Linked DNA regions of Homo sapiens: region 2 is linked to region 1. Evidence: chromatin contacts called from ENCODE Hi-C or POLR2A ChIA-PET data. All regions are on one chromosome and are shown on one strand. Each heading gives the region's core, a stretch centred on a gene start or an enhancer-like site at or near the end of the contact. The rest is flanking DNA. Distances are from core to core; before and after follow the strand shown. Region 1 overlaps PXDC1 (PX domain containing 1). Region 2 overlaps SLC22A23 (solute carrier family 22 member 23).

Region 1 (4,302 bases), core at 549-3,048:
CATGGGGAAGCCTGGTTCTTTAGTCTGAGTGGGGAGAGTCCTAGCACCAGTGTCTCTGTTTTGGTTTGTTTTGCTCTGTTTGGGCAACCCAGAGATCAAGGAGCAGCAGAGTCCTCTTAGTGCCTTGCCTTATGGGAGGTGCTGGCCCCCGAGTGAGAGGGATAGATTAGAGGCCTGGAGCCACCTCTGATGGAGAAGCTCCTGAGGCACAGTGCCCGGCACATGCTTCAGCCTGCCCTGGCCTCCCGTCTCTATCAGCGATGTGTATGAACACATGGCCCACGTGGACCCTAAGGGGCGAGCATAGTGAGACGAAATTTAACAGGGAGAAACGTAGAGTCTCATGTTGCCATTGAAAGTATGTTTTCTTTGCCTTTTTGCAAGGGCTGAGGACAGGTTTCAGCCACGGCTGTCTGTGGCCTTCCGTGTGTGATGGGGGTGCAGTGTCCAGGTCTAGGAAGGCAGGGGTCCTGGCCTCCTTATGCAAGTCAAGACTGTCCCCGGGATGCAGCAAGATGAATTATTACATCCAGAGAAGAGTGTCTGGTGGGCAGGGGTCAGAAGAATGGGAGGAAATGTGGAAGAGCAGCTAGGAGGAAGGGGATGCCACCTTCAGATGTTGGCGGGCTGCCATGGGAAGGGGTCAGGTGGGGGCTGGCACTAGGCCTGTGGGTAGAAGTAACTGTGGGCGACTTTGGCTCAGCACAGAACACGTTCTAACATCTGGGGCTGCGTAACCATGGAGTCTGCACCAGCCAGTGGCTAACAGTCTCAGTGCAAAGTCTGGGGGCCCGGAGGTGTTGCTGCAGGAGGCGGCAGGCGGTATGGCCTCTTGCAGCCTTGCAGAGCCGAGGGTCTCAAGTGCTCTGAGTGTTTCCTCCTCTTCCTCTTCTCTGCCGGTCACCGAGTCTGGTTTTCTTTCTCTGAACCCCCCAGACCTTCCGATCTCTGTTCCCGGTCTAGCTCGCCCCTCACTGTGTCTAAGGGAGCTTCTTAATCTAGAGCAGTTGTGCCTGCCGGTGGCGAGGCGGTACACCCACGCACACCATGGCAGATACCTCCCTTCAGGAGTGTTTTTTAATGAAATTACTATTGACAATAAATAGCCCCAACATCCCTTTGAGAAAATGGCTCACACATAGGCACACCATGTTCTCAGTCTTGGTCCCATATTTGGCATGTTTCTGGATCTGTGGCTCCCCAGGCTGAGGCGCGGGGTCCAGAGAGTCCTGGCATCACCTGAGACTGTCCACACGGCTTTCTCTCATGCGTCCCCCTTTCTCCAGGATATGAACCCGAGGACTGAGCCAGTCATCCCAAAGCTCTGACCTCTGAGGCTTATTAACTGTCTTAAAAGCTCACTCTCACCATCAAGCCCAAGTTCTTGGTCATTCTGGGCATTCAGAGCCTAGCCCACGCTAGCCTTTTGATGTTGTCACCTCCACTCCAGAGCCTCAGCCTCCTGCAGGGGACTGGCCAGCCGTTGCATGGACTGTGGCCCTGCAGGGTCCTTCGTGCAAACCTGCCTGTCCACTGCTGTCCTGGTTAATTCCATTCATTCCCGGCCGAGAGCCCACATCCACCCTCCTCCTCCATTTCTTATGCCACTGACATACGTGTAGGGAGGTGGTGCCATGGGGAACAGGCACTGACTGTCTCTGCTCTCATGATGTAGGCTGGGGATGGGGACCTGCAGGTGCTGAGTACCTTGGCTTTTCTAGGATCGTTTAGTTGTCAGGAGCTCCACTAGATGGCGCCCGGCGCTAGCAGGCGCGGCGACTGTTTCCACATCCTGGGGCCACGGTGAGGACAGTCAGGATGGACTGCATCCCTTGGCAGTGCTTCCAACCAGTACAGCCTTAATCATTCTTTGTCCCAATGCTTATCAAATGTAAGAAAGCAAGAATTTAGAGCGTTCTGCCTCATGGCTGCAGCTGTGCAATGTAAAAGGAAATGCAAACCTCAGCTTCGATCTGGCAACTTGGACTCATCAATCTCAGCCACAAAATCTGACCATTCAGGTTTAAGAGGCCTGGAAATGAATCACAATTTTATTTTTCATTAATCTGGCTTCTGGCCAATCTCAACCTTAGTTTCACTATGTAGGGGTAGCCCAGCTAGCCAGTTAATACAAGGGCACTGCTTTGGGTTTTGTTCCGTTGCTGGAGTACATGGGAAATACAGTGGGAGAGAGGAGGTGAAAGGGAGGAAGGCTAGAGTATGAATGCTTTCACGGCTGAGACCGCGTGTCTGCTGAGAAAAGGAATAGAGTTATTGAAGTGAGGGGTTGTGACGTTTGTGGGGCTATGAAAACATAGCTGCATCTAAAAAACAGAAAAATTGCCATCAGGCAAACAGACACATTGGTAATTGTTGCAAAAAAGATCCATTGATTGATAGATGCAAAGATTTGTGAGTGAAACTGAGGAGAAACAGGATTTGCATAGCTGCAAGGCATCCTCCTTCAATTAACTACAAAGGGAAAGGTGGTAACTTCGCTGTGGAAACAGCTGGCAGAAGCCTCCTCACCAGGCACTCCACAGCAGCCTCAGCAGCAGCAGGACCTGTCAGCCTCAGCCCCACCCCCATATGCCACTCCAGGTCTCATGCAGCGTCACTGTGTAGGGTTCCTGCCAAAAATGCATCACCTCAATCGAATCACTCTGAAACTGCCAACAAACCCAAATCGAGGGACATTTGCTAAAATAGCTCAGTCCTCTCTAAGAGTGCTACGGTCATGAGGGACAAGGAACGATGGAGGAACTGTCAGAGGTCGCAGAAGACCAAGACAGAGCAACTCATTGCAGCAAGAGATCCTGGATTGGGGCCCCCACGGAAAAGAGGAACGTTGGTGGAAAGACTGTTGAAATTCAAGTGAAGGAGGTCTTTCATTTAGTTAACAGAATTGTGCCAATGTCAGTTTCCATGGAAGAGCAGGGCTGCTTTCATTTGGAAAAATATGAGTGTAAAAAAATAGCTTGAAAGTCAACTATTTCATGGAATCAGTCATGTATGTGATTAAAATGGCTACATTGGTCAAAGATTCTTGCTATAGATACTAAGCTGACTTCTAAGACATTCACACTGTATGTTTGAAGAGAGGCTCAGATGCTATAATTTTTCTTGAATGACAGCATTTTCTTCCGTTCTTTTTTATTTACATCATAACAGATCTGAGGACATTACTAACAATGATCATAATAGCTGTGAGGAAATGCGGACCTCAGCCTTGATACGGCTGTTTGGACTCATCAATTTCAGCCACAAAATCTGATTATTTAGGTTTAGGGGGCCTGGAAATAGAACACTGTTTTTCATTAATCTGGCTTCTGTATAATGTCAACCTTATTTTTACTAAATAGGGGTAGCCCAGTTAGGCAATTAATAAAAGGGCACTGAATGATCATGATAGATCACTCAGGACTCTTTATTGAGCCCTCAGTATTTGCTAGATTCTTTACATACATCATCTCAAGTTAGTCTGCACAATGGCCTTTGGAATGGATACCTTTATTTCCATTGTACAGATGAAGAAACTGAGCAAGAAGTAACCTGCTCTCCAGGCATAAGTAGCAGAGCCTTCCCCAGCTGCAGTCTGCATGCTTTCCTACCTGCTCGTGCCTCCTGAGGAGCCAGCATTCCACACTGAGACACGCCATGCTTGCTAGTGCTCTGGCCGAAGGCACATGGCAAGTTATCAGTGGATTTTGTTACAAGTCAGGCTCCCTGGTCCCGTAGCAATGAATCTCAATGCAGCCTTTTGCCTGAAGGTACAAGTTCATGGTCTATACCATCGTCTTGTGAAAACTGACCTGGGAGGTCAACTCCCATGTAAATATCTGCTGTCCGTGGTTGAAACGGGGCACAGGCTACAGGCTTAGCAAGAAGATCTCCTTAAACCAGTGGTCCCTACAATTAGAGGCTTGCTACAGCTAAATGTTTTTTCTTCTTTTTTTTTTTTTAAACTGTGGACGTGTTCTAATTTCTACAGCTTTTCTTAGGACTTGTTTGTTAAAGTGACCAAGTAAATAAAAATGTAAACTGTTAGAGAATCTGTGCTCCATTTTCACCTGGCACAGGCGTATAAAAGCTGTGCACACTTCCCTAGGTTTTAAGACAATTTGCTTTTCAATAAACCATCCCTTTCTGAACCCGTGTTGGGAATAAATGTTCCAGAGGTTGCTGCACACCTGCCAGCTGTGTAGCCTGCTGGCTTGCCCCTAGGTTTTTCGAGGTTCTGGGGCTGACAGCAGAGGTGGGATCCAGGAGGGAACCGGAGCTTCTCAGGGACCATCTTTAGTG
Region 2 (3,978 bases), core at 1,011-3,510, 400 kb after region 1:
TGGCCGGCTCCTTTACTGCAACCTGTTTTATCAGTAAGGTCTTTATGACCTGCCTTTTGTGCCGACCTCCTGTCTCATCCTGTGACTTAGAATGCCTTAACCATCTGGGAATGCAGCCCAGTAGGTTTCAGCCTCATTTTACCCAGCTCCTGTTTAAGATGGAGTTGTTCTGGCTCACATGCCTCTGACATTATGAATTGGAAAGTGGAGGCTGTCACCCCAGGAGGGACAGGACCAGGGCTTGGGAACTCAGCTGCACCTGGGGAATGAACAGAAAACAAAAAGCTTTGTAACAAAGCTTGACAAAGTCTTTGAAGACAGATCACCATCTGTCTTCATCTAAGGCCTGTGTGCCTGGTGGTGGATTATCAGATTGGGGGTGGGGGAAAGCACACTGTTTTAATTTTTATTAAAGTTGGAAGAGGAGTTTTAAAGGATACGAAATCCTGATTGGTAGGAGGCTGACATGGATTTCAGCTGCAATGGCAATAATAGCCACAGAGCTATTGCATCACTTAAGAAATGACTGGCTCCTCCCTCCCCTCGACCCTGCTCTTCCCTCTGCAGCTCTGTGCTCTCCACACACACATCCTCTCTTCATCTGGCACCTCCACCAAATTGCTCAGGCTTCAGTCTTGGGGTTACTTTCTCCGTTGGGGCTTCCTGGGTACCTCCTTTGGACCTCTCTTGCTCCATGTTCCCCATCTGGTCAGTGTTGATGGAATAGTGGTTCTAGACTAGAAGGAGCTAATGTTCTCAGACAAGAGCAAGAAACCCCAAAGGTGACATCATCTTACATAATTAAACTCAGTGCTGCCACGTTTAATTCTGTATAGGCTTTTAAATCTCTAATAGCATTGTTCTCTTTATTACAAACATTATCACATAATTATGAAGTGGTAAAACTTTAAGGATGCAACTAAAAGGGAAGAAAAAATGTTTTCCTCTACCCTTTTAGGTTTAGAACCTGGGACCCTGCCAATAAAACTGACTAAAGACAGATTAAGGCCAGGCACAGTGGCTCACGCCTGTAATCCCAGCACTTTGGGAGGCCAAGGCGGGCAGGAGTTCAAGACCAGCCCGGCCAACATGGTGAAACCCTGTCTCCTAAAAACACAAAAATTAGCTGGGCATGGCGGCATGCGCCTGTAGTCCCAGCTAAGGAGGATGAGGCAGGAGAATCACTTGAACCCGGGAGGCGGAGGTTGCAGTGAGCGAAGATCATACCACTGCACTCCAGCCTGGGCAACAGAGTGAGACTCCGTCTCAAAAAATAAGAAATAAAGGCAGATTAACAGGAGAAAAGGCCATACTTGCACTTGATGTCAATATTTTAATTTTTACATGTACAGGGGAATCTCACAGAAGAAATGAAAGCCCAAGGAAATGGTTAAGCCTAAGAGCTTCTATACCATTTTAACAGAAAGCAATACATGATTTGAGAAATGACAAGACAAAGGAAAAGGCTTCGGGCTTCTAGGAGCAGTAAATTGTGGGACGGTAAATATATGGGGGAAACTGATGGAAGACGGGGCTATTTCGTGAGGTTTGTTTATGCAGATTCAAGTCGGTAGTGTCCCCAGTGGTGAGTCATCTCACTTCCTCTTGCTCCTGTGGGAGAAGGGAGGGAGTCTGGGGGTGACAACTTCACAAAGGGAAATTTGTGCCCTGCCTCTAAGCAGAAAGGTGGGTAGAGAGCTTTTCCTGCATCTGCTCTTTCTCCAATTGCCTTCAACTCAAAATAATCCTTATGCGAAAGTAGCATATTTGCATATTTCAAGATGACATACTCTGAGCCCCTTCACAACTTCCTGATCTTGTTCCACATTCCTTTCACGAATTGGAAAACCCAGGATCTGAGGGAGTCCTCGTGGATCACCAAGGCCGAGCCCAGCCTGTGGCCTCTGCGAGCCTGTCGCCACACCAGGCTGTCCTTGCCCTCGGTGGGGCCCGAGCACATGGTACACAGGAAAGACTTGCCCGGGTCCTTGCCCTGTTGCCTCTTGTTACCTTCCCACCAGGGCTCTGCAGGAGCCTGGGCTTGAAATCTAGCTCTTCCTTTTGCTAACTGCGTTTATGGGAGTCAATGAATTAGTTTTTCCCAAGCTTCAAATAAGAATGTTAACACTGGGGGCAGGACAAGGCAGGATTTAAAAAAAAAAAAAAAAAGGGAATTGTAACACTTAACACAGAGCTTGTTGTGCAGATGATAAAAGGCACTGTGCCCAGTACCTGGCACCTACAAGGCCTCCCTGAATACTCACCACTCTCCCCAGCAGCACCACTGGCAGCTCTGTAAATGGCACCTCCGCCTTAGGCACACATAGTCACTGAGTGCAACTGTGTGGGGTGGGCTGGCGATTTGCTCCAACAAACAGGCCTCCTGGCTCTCCTGTGGTTGAAGCAGCCCTGAGGAACTCTGCATTTGTGTTTAGCGCAGAGCCCTCAGAGGCTACATTCATGACGGATGCTCATGCCCTTGTGTAAATATGCTTAATAAAGCTAGTCTGCCAGGAGTGGTGGCTCACACCTGTAATTCCAGCACTTTGGGAGGCTGAGGTAGGAAGATTGTTTGAGCTCAGGAGTTCAAGACCAGCCTGGGCAATGTAGCAAGACCTTGTCTACTATAAATTTTAAAAATCAGCCAGGCATGGTGGCATGTGCCTGTAGTCTCAGCTATAGGGACGCTGAAGTGGGAGGCTGAAGTGGGAGGACCACTGGAGCCCAGGAGGTCAAGGCTGCAGTGAACTGTGATCACACCAGTGCACTCCAGCCTAGGTAAAAGAGGGAGACCTTGTCAAAAAAAAAAAAAAAAAGCCTACTACAGTTATTTCTTAATTTACTCAATTTCTTAGCTGAACACATTGGGTAATAAATTTCCACATGGAAGTTGTGCCTGATTTCTGTGGTCTGATTTCTGTGGTCTGATTCAGGGCGTGTTGAGCCTCTGGTAAGTGCTGAATACAATGCTAGACGTTAGGAAGGACACAGGTGACAGAGTGGTTTTCCTTTTCAAGGAGCTCGCTGCTGTGGCAGTGTAGGGCTTGCAGCCACCTGGCTTGCCAGGAACATTGAGTTATGTGAGAAGAGCAGCCTGTGAGAAGGGGAATAGGCCTGGGACGAAATCATGGAGGACCATGGTTGGTGGGCTCAGAATTTGGACTGACGTAGCATTTTTAGCAGTATTGAAATAGAACAGAGCTGGGCTTTAGGGGCAGTAACCTGCCAGCAGGATGTCAGATGGATTAAAGGGAAGAACTCTTTGGTAGCAAAAGCCCTGGTCACAGGCGACTATGGCAGTCCAGGTGAGAACAATGTGGGCGTGGCATGGAGGTGCTGTCTCCTCCTTCCCGCCACCCAAGTGGATGATCACACACACATTCTGACTCGCAGCCTCCCACCTTCTTGGGAAACATTTGCTTAACTGCTGAGTTAGGTGAGGTGCAAATCTGTGTGTGTGCATTTTCTACAACTTCCAGCAGGCACTCCTAGGAGAAGAGTCCAGATTTCTCTCTTTTTTTTTTTTTGAGATGGAGTCTCGCTCTTTCGCCCAGGCCGGAGAGCAGTGGCGCCATCTCGGCTCACTGCAAGCTCCACCTCCTGGGTTCACGCCATTCTCCTGCCTCAGCCTCCCGAGTAACTGGGACTACAGGCGCCCGCCACCGCGCCCGGCTAATTTTTTGTATTTTTAGTAGAGACGGGATTTCACCGTATTAGCCAGGATGGCCTCGATCTCCTAACCTCTTGATCCGCCCGCCTCGGCCTCCCAAAGTGCTAGAATTACAGGCGTGAGCCACCACACCTGGCCTGAGTCCAGATTTCAGTCAGCTCATTTATAAACTCAGATATCTTATTAGGTTGGTGCAAAAGTAATTACGGTTTTTGCCATTAAAAATAATGGCACCAATCTATAGAACTGGAGGGAGAGATGGAGCCCCCAGGAAAGAAGAGCCCCCAGCTTAGCATCTATTTGCCAGT

Evidence for each region. Hi-C counts contacts between places; a loop is a spot of excess contacts on that map. ChIA-PET counts read pairs that join two places held with the same protein, here RNA polymerase II (POLR2A). Pooled maps may share reads with other maps.
Region 2: a pooled map shows a loop between it and region 1 (3-fold over the local background). The contact joins two enhancer-like sites. A Hi-C loop is called at or near these places in 2 of 50 pooled maps. POLR2A ChIA-PET finds 5 or more read pairs at or near these places in 2 of 52 experiments (BJ and OCI-LY7).

The regions. Positions count from the first base shown.
Region 1 is chr6:3,730,176-3,734,477 of GRCh38, reverse strand. The region is part of intron 3 of PXDC1 (PX domain containing 1); the gene reads left to right. Among named protein-coding and RNA genes, the nearest start is that of PXDC1, 19 kb to the left of the region's middle. RefSeq lists a silencer at 1,829-2,123. Within about 2 kb of position 1,798, at least 3 of the 41 ENCODE cell types and tissues checked have a DNase peak (open chromatin) inside an H3K27ac peak, as active enhancers do.
Region 2 is chr6:3,335,638-3,339,615 of GRCh38, reverse strand. All of the region lies in intron 3 of SLC22A23 (solute carrier family 22 member 23), which reads left to right. Among named protein-coding and RNA genes, the nearest start is that of PSMG4, 79 kb to the right of the region's middle. Within about 2 kb of position 2,260, at least 3 of the 41 ENCODE cell types and tissues checked have a DNase peak (open chromatin) inside an H3K27ac peak, as active enhancers do.